2 separate regions of the Homo sapiens genome follow, and region 1 is linked to region 2. The links are chromatin loops, found by intact Hi-C in ENCODE. Cell type or tissue: psoas muscle. All regions are shown on one strand. Each heading gives the region's core, and the rest is flanking DNA. Links, peaks and the distances in the headings are about the cores only.

Evidence for each region. Peaks named below come from ENCODE experiments on the same cell type or tissue, not always from the same donor. Only the 100,000 strongest peaks of a DNase experiment are listed, where the experiment ranks them.
Region 1: it touches region 2 in a loop (4-fold over the local background); 3 of 110 quality-filtered maps call a loop at or near these places.

Annotation. Positions count from the first base shown.
Region 1 is chr3:185,922,533-185,926,924 of GRCh38, reverse strand. It overlaps TRA2B (transformer 2 beta homolog), which reads left to right. Exons shown (of 9, transcript NM_004593.3): 2 at 191-324; 3 at 1,299-1,461; 4 at 2,941-3,129. Among named protein-coding and RNA genes, the nearest start is that of TRA2B, 13 kb to the left of the region's middle. In psoas muscle, for the core only: no CTCF peak of the experiment used is centred there; no DNase peak of the experiment used is centred there; H3K4me3 peaks cover 1,234 bases; H3K27ac peaks cover 1,275 bases.
Region 2 is chr3:186,803,971-186,808,362 of GRCh38, reverse strand. It overlaps RFC4 (replication factor C subunit 4), which reads left to right and starts at 1,881. Exons shown (of 11, transcript NM_002916.5): 1 at 1,881-2,073; 2 at 3,639-3,780. The coding sequence starts at 3,650. RefSeq lists enhancers at 1,102-1,713, 1,714-2,325. In psoas muscle, for the core only: no CTCF peak of the experiment used is centred there; a DNase peak (open chromatin) is centred at 1,842; H3K4me3 peaks cover 2,096 bases; H3K27ac peaks cover 1,483 bases.

The DNA.
Region 1 (4,392 bases), core at 98-4,097, 880 kb after region 2:
AAGTTAATTGACTTATGTCATTTGGAGCAATGAAACTATTAACACCAGGTATATTCAGTTCCTGCCCTTACCTATATTTTCTTATCTTGGAAGGGGATTGCTGTCCCTCACCATTTATCTCACAGCAGCTTATTTGTTTTTAAAGTTGCCCAGAAAGTGTGCAAATTAAACTTTTAACATCTACGTGTAGGAATCCCGTTCTGCTTCCAGAAGTGGAAGTGCTCACGGATCGGGGAAATCTGCAAGGCATACCCCTGCAAGGTCTCGCTCCAAGGAAGATTCCAGGCGTTCCAGATCAAAGTCCAGGTCCCGATCTGAATCTAGGTAAGAAAGACTGTCTTGAGATTTCCTCGTTACTCTTAGCTCTGAAATTGGTGCGTGTTTTGTAAACCAGGAAGGTAGAGAGGGTTAGATTATTTGTTGGCCTATTAAATATTGGTACTAGAAGTGAACTTAAGTTCTGGGAGGCAAGACTAAAAGCGGTTAAGAGCCTGGGCTTTTGGAGTCAGGGTTTTCTATTTTTGCTGGTTTGGGCAGATTAACCTTTCAGCTTTAGCTTCTTTATAAAAGGCAAATTAGTAATACAGTACCAGTTCTTCAGGGTTGTTGTGAGGATTTACTAAATGTAAGTAAACTGCTTACTAGTATGGCAAATATACTGCAGAACATTGGCTTTCAGTAATTAGAATTCTTGATAAATAAGTATATATATGGTGCGCTTTTTTTTTTTTAATGTTGGTCAAAAGTAGGCTATATATACATCCTGGTTTGCCTGGGGCGATACCATTTATGCCTGTGGTCAGGCATAATTAACAGCACCCCTTTTCTTAAATGTGTGTCCTCGTTTCGATGACAATTTAGAGTCACTCTAGTTAGTCAAGAGCCACTCAATTTTTTGTTTTTTTAACTGCTGGGGAATACTCCTTGTGATTTTGTTACTGTATTAAATTAATGGTGGGCATAATGGGAGACAGAAAAGTAGAGAATGGTCTTCTGAGGGGGAAAGATGGGCACAAGCCAAGCTAGTAAAATGCTGCGTGCCTTGATTTGTAAAAGATAAGTAATATGTCTTTAATTGGAAGAAATACTGGAGGAGAGCTTGTGGTTTTTAGAACGCTTCCTAGCAAAGTTGAAATGACTAAATAATTAGAGAAGAAAAGTATTGATCCTACTAAATTGGTAACCATGTTAGCATATTCCTGGATTGTTCCCTCTTTTGGAGTTTAACTTTAGAACAGAGTAATAAAGAAGACAATATTTGTTTTCAGTCATAACCTTAGGAGGTCTTTGTCTTGCAGGTCTAGATCCAGAAGAAGCTCCCGAAGGCATTATACCCGGTCACGGTCTCGCTCCCGCTCCCATAGACGATCACGTAGCAGGTCTTACAGTCGAGATTATCGTAGACGGCACAGCCACAGCCATTCTCCCATGTCTACTCGCAGGCGTCATGTTGGGAATCGGGTAAGATGAAAAACTGGTTTTGAAGCAGTCAACTGCCTAAATTTACTTTTTCTTAAAGTTAGAGCTGATTTTGACAATAGAGCTTTAGCAGTTGGTGCGTGAGTGAAATCTTCAGAGGCTTTTTTAGTGTTTTGAGAGAGTCTTTTAAGTTAATCTTCCATGACGGGGTCTGCATTTGGGCTGCCTGTCAATTAAGCATAATACTGACACAATGGTGTAACTCCTTAGCCCATCAAAAAAAAAAACTTCCGACTGCATTACTATACTGTAGTATAGTATTAGTACATTAGTTCAAAATATAGTTCTATGCTAACATTAACTCTTTCCAGGCTGCATAAACCTAGTTAGATGCTCTCCTGACTTTCCCATTTAATTTGAAGCTAATTTCTTTTGGGTGTTGTTAAGGCATTTTTTACATTTCATGAAAGGCTTCAAATGAGATGATATTTATTGTGATTTCACTGTATAATCCAAGTGGTTTAGGAGGAGGGTGCAGGGGGGGACTTAATGTTTTTAGAGTAGAGTAGAATTTTTCCCTAGTAAATTGTTAGTTTATGAAATAAATGGAATCTTTAGGTAAATTCATCACAGCATCTGGAATGTTAGCAACATATGGCTCACTCTTTATTCTTTCCTCTTGTCATCTTTTTTTGAGACAGGGCCTCACTCTGTCGCCCAGTCTGGAGTGCAGTGGTGCAATCTCAGCTTACTGCAGCTTCTACCTTGCAGGCTTAAGCGATCCGCCCACCTCAGCCTCCTGAGTAGCTAGGACTAGAGGCATGCCACCACACCCAGTAATTTGTTATATTTTTGTAGAGACATGGGGTCTCACTGTGTTGCCCAGGCTAGTCTCAAAACTCCTGAGCTTCAAGCAGTCCACCAGCCTTGGCCTCCCAGAGTGTTTGGATTACAAGCATGAGCCACTGCGCCTGGCCAACTCTTGTTTCTTACGATTGCAAGCTGTTTATGACCTGTAAAATGGTTTGGTACGCATCCCCTCAGGCTTCGTTTATGTACTTACTTGTGTATTGTGTTTCTGAAAAAATCGAACCATACATGCTCATCTTTTTGGCAATTCAGAGCATTCTATTGAATGGAAGGTGTGTCAACATTACAATTTTTTCTAGCTGATAGACACAGTGTGGTTCCAGTTATCCTTGTATGTCATGTTATGAATATGTGAATTTTTCTTAGAATAAATTCATAGAAGGAAAGATGCCAAGTTGCTTTTCGCCAGCACGAGTGCTTGTTTACCTACTTAATTCTAAGGTTGAAATTTTTTCTTTTGCATTCTTTCCTACCCATTCCCAAAAATACTTGTAGTACTTGCTGTAATTTTGTAATTTCTAAGCAGTGTTTGGTCTAATCATTATGTACTTTTCTTGTTAGTGACATTTTGGCTAGTATACAGCTCCCTTTTTAAACAACTTTGATTTTATGACAACTTTTCCAAAGTTTAAAACTTTTTTTTTTCCCTAGGCAAATCCTGATCCTAACTGTTGTCTTGGAGTATTTGGGCTGAGCTTGTACACCACAGAAAGAGATCTAAGAGAAGTGTTCTCTAAATATGGTCCCATTGCCGATGTGTCTATTGTATATGACCAGCAGTCTAGGCGTTCAAGAGGATTTGCCTTTGTATATTTTGAAAATGTAGATGATGCCAAGGAAGTAAGTAAAAGCCCGTTCCTTTGTAAACCATCAGTTCTATTGTTAACGCCAAGTTATCAGTGACCAATTGCTAGGATAAGGACAAGGACAAGTCAGTAATACTTCGAACTTTTTCTCCAACCTCTTGTGGAGACTCAAGATACATGCAGAATAACAAAATTTTGTATAACTTGGGGAAGTTGGTCCTACCACCTGCTTTATTAGTTGCCACCTATTGGGGTCAACTATACCCCAATTCCGCCAGGATATGTAGTCAGTGTTTACACTGGGTTCACATTCTAGAGTCAAAAATAACCAAAAGCAAAGTTATGATGCAGAAGGAAAACATTGTTCCTTTTTTGGCTAGTGAATGATGTCATATTTGGATTTTGATTTGTTTTGAGGCAGAATATAGAGTCAAGATTTGAAATGTGGGGCTAGACCCCATTTAAGAAATTCAGATTTTAGGTACATTAAGGATGGTAGCTAAAGTCATCTCCAAGTATAGAGAAGAGGAAGAACTGAGAAACACTTAATGACAAACGGAGTTTCACTCTTCTTGCCTGGGCTGGAGTGCAATGGCGCGATCTCCGGCTCACCGCAACCTCCGCCTCCTGGGTTCAAGCAATTCTCCTGCCTCAGCCTCCTGAGCAGGTGGGATTACAGGCTACCACACCCAGCTAATTTTGTATTTTTAGTAGAGACGGGGTTTCTCCATGTTGGGTCAGGGTGGTCTCGAACTCCCAACCTCAGGTGATCTGCCCCCCTCGGCCTCCCAAAGTGCTGGGGGATTACAGGTGTGAGCCACCATGCGCGGCCGCCCATTTCCTAATTAAATTTTTGCAGTAGGATCATAGCTCTCGGAAAATAGCATAAATTTTATCTTAATCTCTAGTGCCAGAAACTGCCTGGGCGTAAACACTAGCTTGAACATCTGAACTAGAAGATAGCATAGTATTGGAATTAGAAACTTAAATTCTATTTAGGTGAAAGGATGTTTCCTCAAATTATGAACAAACTTTAATGTGTTTGAAACGGGGTATTTTTATTTTTTAAATGTATGCTGTTAATACATACTTTGGGAAAAGGAACTATATGTACTTAAGGCTGTGCTTCAGTCTTAGCTTTTGGCTTCCAGAGAAGGGCTAAGAAAACTTCCAAGGGTTAAATAATGTGTTCAGGTTTCAGTCATAGGATCTCAGTCGCAACTATTTAACTCTGTTGTTTTAACCCAACAGCAGCCAGATGAATGAGTTGGGGCCCTATTCCAATAAAAGATTATTT
Region 2 (4,392 bases), core at 129-4,128:
AGTTAGCCCTTTCCACCAAGTGAGGTTACAGCAGTAAGACAGCTGTCAATGAGGGAGTGAACCCTCACCAGCCACTGAATCTTATGGTGCCTTGATCTTGGACTTCCCAGCCACTAAAACTGTGAGAAATAAATTTATGATGTTTATAAGCCACCCAATCTATGGCTTATAAACATAGCAGCCAAAATGGACAAAGACCACTTATCCATCAGCTTGTCTGTTTTTTTGTTTGTTTGTTTTTGAGACGGAGTCTCGCTCTGTCACCAGGCTGGAATGCAATGGCGTGATCTCAGCTCACTGCAACCTCCACCTACCGTGTTCAAGCGATTCTCCTGCCTCAGCCTCCCAAGTAGGTGGGATTACAGGCACCTGCCATCATACCTGGCTAATTTTTGTATTTTTGTAGAGATGGAGTTTAACCATGTTGGCCAGGCTGGTCTTGAACTCCCGACCTCAGGTGATCCGCCCACCTCGGCCTCCCAAAGTGCTGTGATTACAGGCATGAGCCACCGTGCCCAGCCCAACTTGTCTGTTAAATGAGATCATAACATCCCCCTCTCTGTGGTTGTGCTGTTCCTTCAGGTAGCAAATGGATACCATCTATTTTCATAGATCTTGTTTTATCAACTGTATTGTGGTATAATTTACATACAATAAAATATACAAGCATTAAGTATACAGTTTGATAAGTTATGGTAATGTAAACCGGTGACCAGATAGATAACCTGTGTGTTTTTTATACTGTCCAGAGATTGTATCAGACTCTGTGGAAATTACAAAGTAGCATAAAGCATCCTTACTTTGGTTAAACCCTTGATTGGGTTAGGCCTGGGATGTAAGTTCTCACAGCCCCCTACTTCCTCTGCATAACCACACATCACATTGTCTGTCACTCTCCTAGTCTGTAAAGCTACTTGAGGGCATCTCGAGCGTTTTCCCTGCTGTATCTGCAGGCATCTAACACAGTGCGTGGACATTCTGTAAGCATTTGTTGCAAGATAAATGAAAAAAACGTACAAAGTTAACAATGGATATCATGCTGAGTTTGTGCCAAACAAAACAGTCATTTGAAGAAGACCCGGAACAACCTTATGGGTTAGTAATTAGTAAAGACCAGTAGAGAAGGTGGCCTTTGAGAAGGGTCAGGTTTCAATAGGATTAAGGAGCATTTCAGAGCTAAACCAAGTACTTGGAAGAGATAAAAGCAGTGGGCTCAGGCACCAGCCTAGCCCACTGTGCATGAAGCTTGGTGGGGCTAAACATGATTATCAGTCCTTTAACTTTTATTGAACGCCTTCACTTCCAGATTTCTAAGTGGGGCTCAGGAATTATAATAGATGTCCACAGCTGCATGGTCTTCTCTCTCCACAACACGCAGACACTATTAGAAGTAAAAGCCACGTGTCCTCAAGAGGGCAAGGCAAAGCATCTTCAGATGTCTCTGCCCTTAAAGCACACGCGTTCTGCTCTGCGACGAAGCAGGACAAGGAGGACAGGGACCTGCACCTCCGGAGGCCCGCACCTACGAAGATAGCGGGCTCGGGACCTTCGGTGGACCGGCAGGGTTCCAGAGGCCCGCGCGCCGCCGCCCCGCCCTCATTGCTGAGCCTGCCAGGTAAGCAGCCCCAGCGCCGTGCCCGCGCGACCTCTACTCCTTCCGGGAGGGTCGCGCTCACGTCTGAAGTGGGAGCAATGCACCGGGACAGGGACACCTCCTAGGCCATGCCTGTTCCAGTCCAGTTCTGCCTGAAAGTCCGGCTGGCTCATCACCTGCCTAAATAAAACCGTATACGGGCAAACTCCCTCCGCAAGCAGCGCGCCCCAGCACCGGAAGTGACGCGTTACGTGCCCGCGTATTCCTACCGGCGTATTCCCGCCCTGCTTTTCGCCCGCCGTTCCGTGGCGGGAACTGAGGCGACTGTGGGGACATCAGTGATCGTAAGTCTCCTGGGCCCGTTATTCTCAGATTAGGTGACGGAGCTAAGACTTCGAGACCATCTCGTCCTTTTTGTATCGCGGAAACCTGAGGAACGAGCCGGCGGCGGTGACCTGCACGAGAAGCCAGGCTAACTGGTAACCTGCTGGAGGAACTGCAAGCCCGCTTCGCCTTCCCCACTCCTGCCCTTGATGCCCCTTGTGAGGTCTTCCACCTCCTTCGGGGCCCCAGCCTAGTGGCCCTTTCATGCCCTGGCCGCGCCCTTTGGTGAAATGGTGGTTCCGGACAGCATCTTGCAGGCCCCGGCTTTGGGCTGTATTAATGTTTAACAGCCCGAGGCAGGGATGGACTAATCCAGTAACGTTATAAAAACCTTGGCTGCTAACAGATATTAAAAATTTATTTTATTGAGCATATCCCCATATGCCAAGCAAGGAACTATGTATTTGCATACATTCTTTTATTTAACTCAGTTGTCCTGTGGAATAGGCCTTAGCTCCTTTAACAGAAAAGGAAACCGGGTATCATAGATGGTAATTCATTCACCAAATATTACGGAGCATCTACCATGTACCAGGCACTGTTCTAGGCACCAGGGCATGTAGCAGTGAAAAAAATAGAATTAACCGGGGACTTTTCAGGCGAGCTAATGATGCTTTTTATCCCTGAAAACAGCCTGGAAGAATGTTTACCTGCATGTTAGAAATAGTTACCTTCTGGGTGGGATTTTGTATTACTTTTTTAAATCTCTCATGCTTTTATGCATTGTTTTGATTTCTTCAAGTGAGTGTGTTATGAGAAAAACAGCTGTTTCTATTTTAACAACAGAGTCCCCCACCTTCCCTTCCCCACAGAAAGTCTCTGAAGGTAGGTAAGCATTGACTCTGCCATGAAAATAGGTCCCTGGCCAGGCGAGATGGCTCACACCTGTAATCCCAGCACTTTGGGAGGCCGGGGCAGGAGGATTACTTGAGCCCAGGAGTTCCAGACCAGCCTAGGCAACATGGTGAAACCCTGTCTCTACCAAAAATTTAAAAAATTAGCCGGGGGTGGTGGCACGCACCTGTAGTCCTAGCTACTGGGGAGGCTGAAGTGGGAAGATGACAGGAGCCTGGGATGTCAAGGCTGCAGTGAACCATGATTCCGCCACTGCACTCCATCCTAGGCAAAAGAGTGAGACCCTGTCTCAAAAACAACAACAACAAAAAAAGGTCTTTGAGTTCTGACCCAAGGAAAGGAGTGAAGGTTCTCATTTGTGGTGCAAGCAGAGCACCTTTAATTGCCGAAGAGTCCATTTCAGGGTCTGAGCTAGAGCTAGGCCCATGACTGTGAAAGAAACCATGGAGGCCCATGTGGTTTGGTCATTAGCAACATCATATTTATCAATGCATTTGGAACTCATTAAACATTTTTGTGACATATGATCTTTGTTCTATAACTCCTGCACTAGAAATAGATTCTAAGTTCGTTAGGGACTTTGACCACTTTTCTGTTCTTGTAGCCCTCAGTACAGTGCATTCAGAGTGTCCTAGGTCATGGGGTGATGTCCTTTATTATGTAACATCTTTGCACAAGGCTAAGTTTATTTTCGGGCTGTACTTTCTCATAATGGTTCCCCACCACCACCCCCGCTTTCCTATGGTGCTGATTCGCAATAAAAGTTTCAATAAAAGCTTTTTTTTTCTGTCTTGCACCTGACCAGGGTGAAGTACCATGCAAGCATTTCTTAAAGGTACATCCATCAGTACTAAACCCCCGCTGACCAAGGATCGAGGAGTAGCTGCCAGTGCGGGAAGTAGCGGAGAGAACAAGAAAGCCAAACCCGTTCCCTGGGTGGAAAAATAGTAAGAACACTTGTGTCTTTGTTAAAATAATTCATAAATTATCTCTCTAACCAGTACTGATCACTTTTTTTTTTTTTTAACTTATGGAGGAATGCTTTGTTCTGTTTAGAAGTTGTCTTTGAAAAAAAATCACCCACTTATATAAGTCATAGAACCCTGGAACTAAAGTTACCTGAGAATAATCTAGTTTAACTCCCTTATTTTGTAGATAAACTGAGATCTCTACAAGCAGAGGCTTCCATTTTAGGGGCTGGGATACAGAAGTGAAGAAAACAAAAGTTTCTGTAAACTGGCTATAAATACTAGGTCAGGAGTTCTACTTAAATCCAAATATGTAATCTGTTCCTCCTTCTTCTCATTACAATAGGTGGAAAGTATTATTATTATTATTACTATTTTTGAGACGGAGTCTCACTCTGTTGCCCAGGCTGGCGTGCAGTGGCATGGTCTCGACTCACTGCAACCTCCACCTCCTGGGTTCAGGTGATTATCCTGCCTCAGCCTCCCAAATAGTAGGGATTACAGGTGCCCACCACCACACCTGGCTAATTTTTTGTATTTTTAGTAGAGACGGGGTTTCACCATGTTGGTCAGGTCGATCGCAAACTCCTG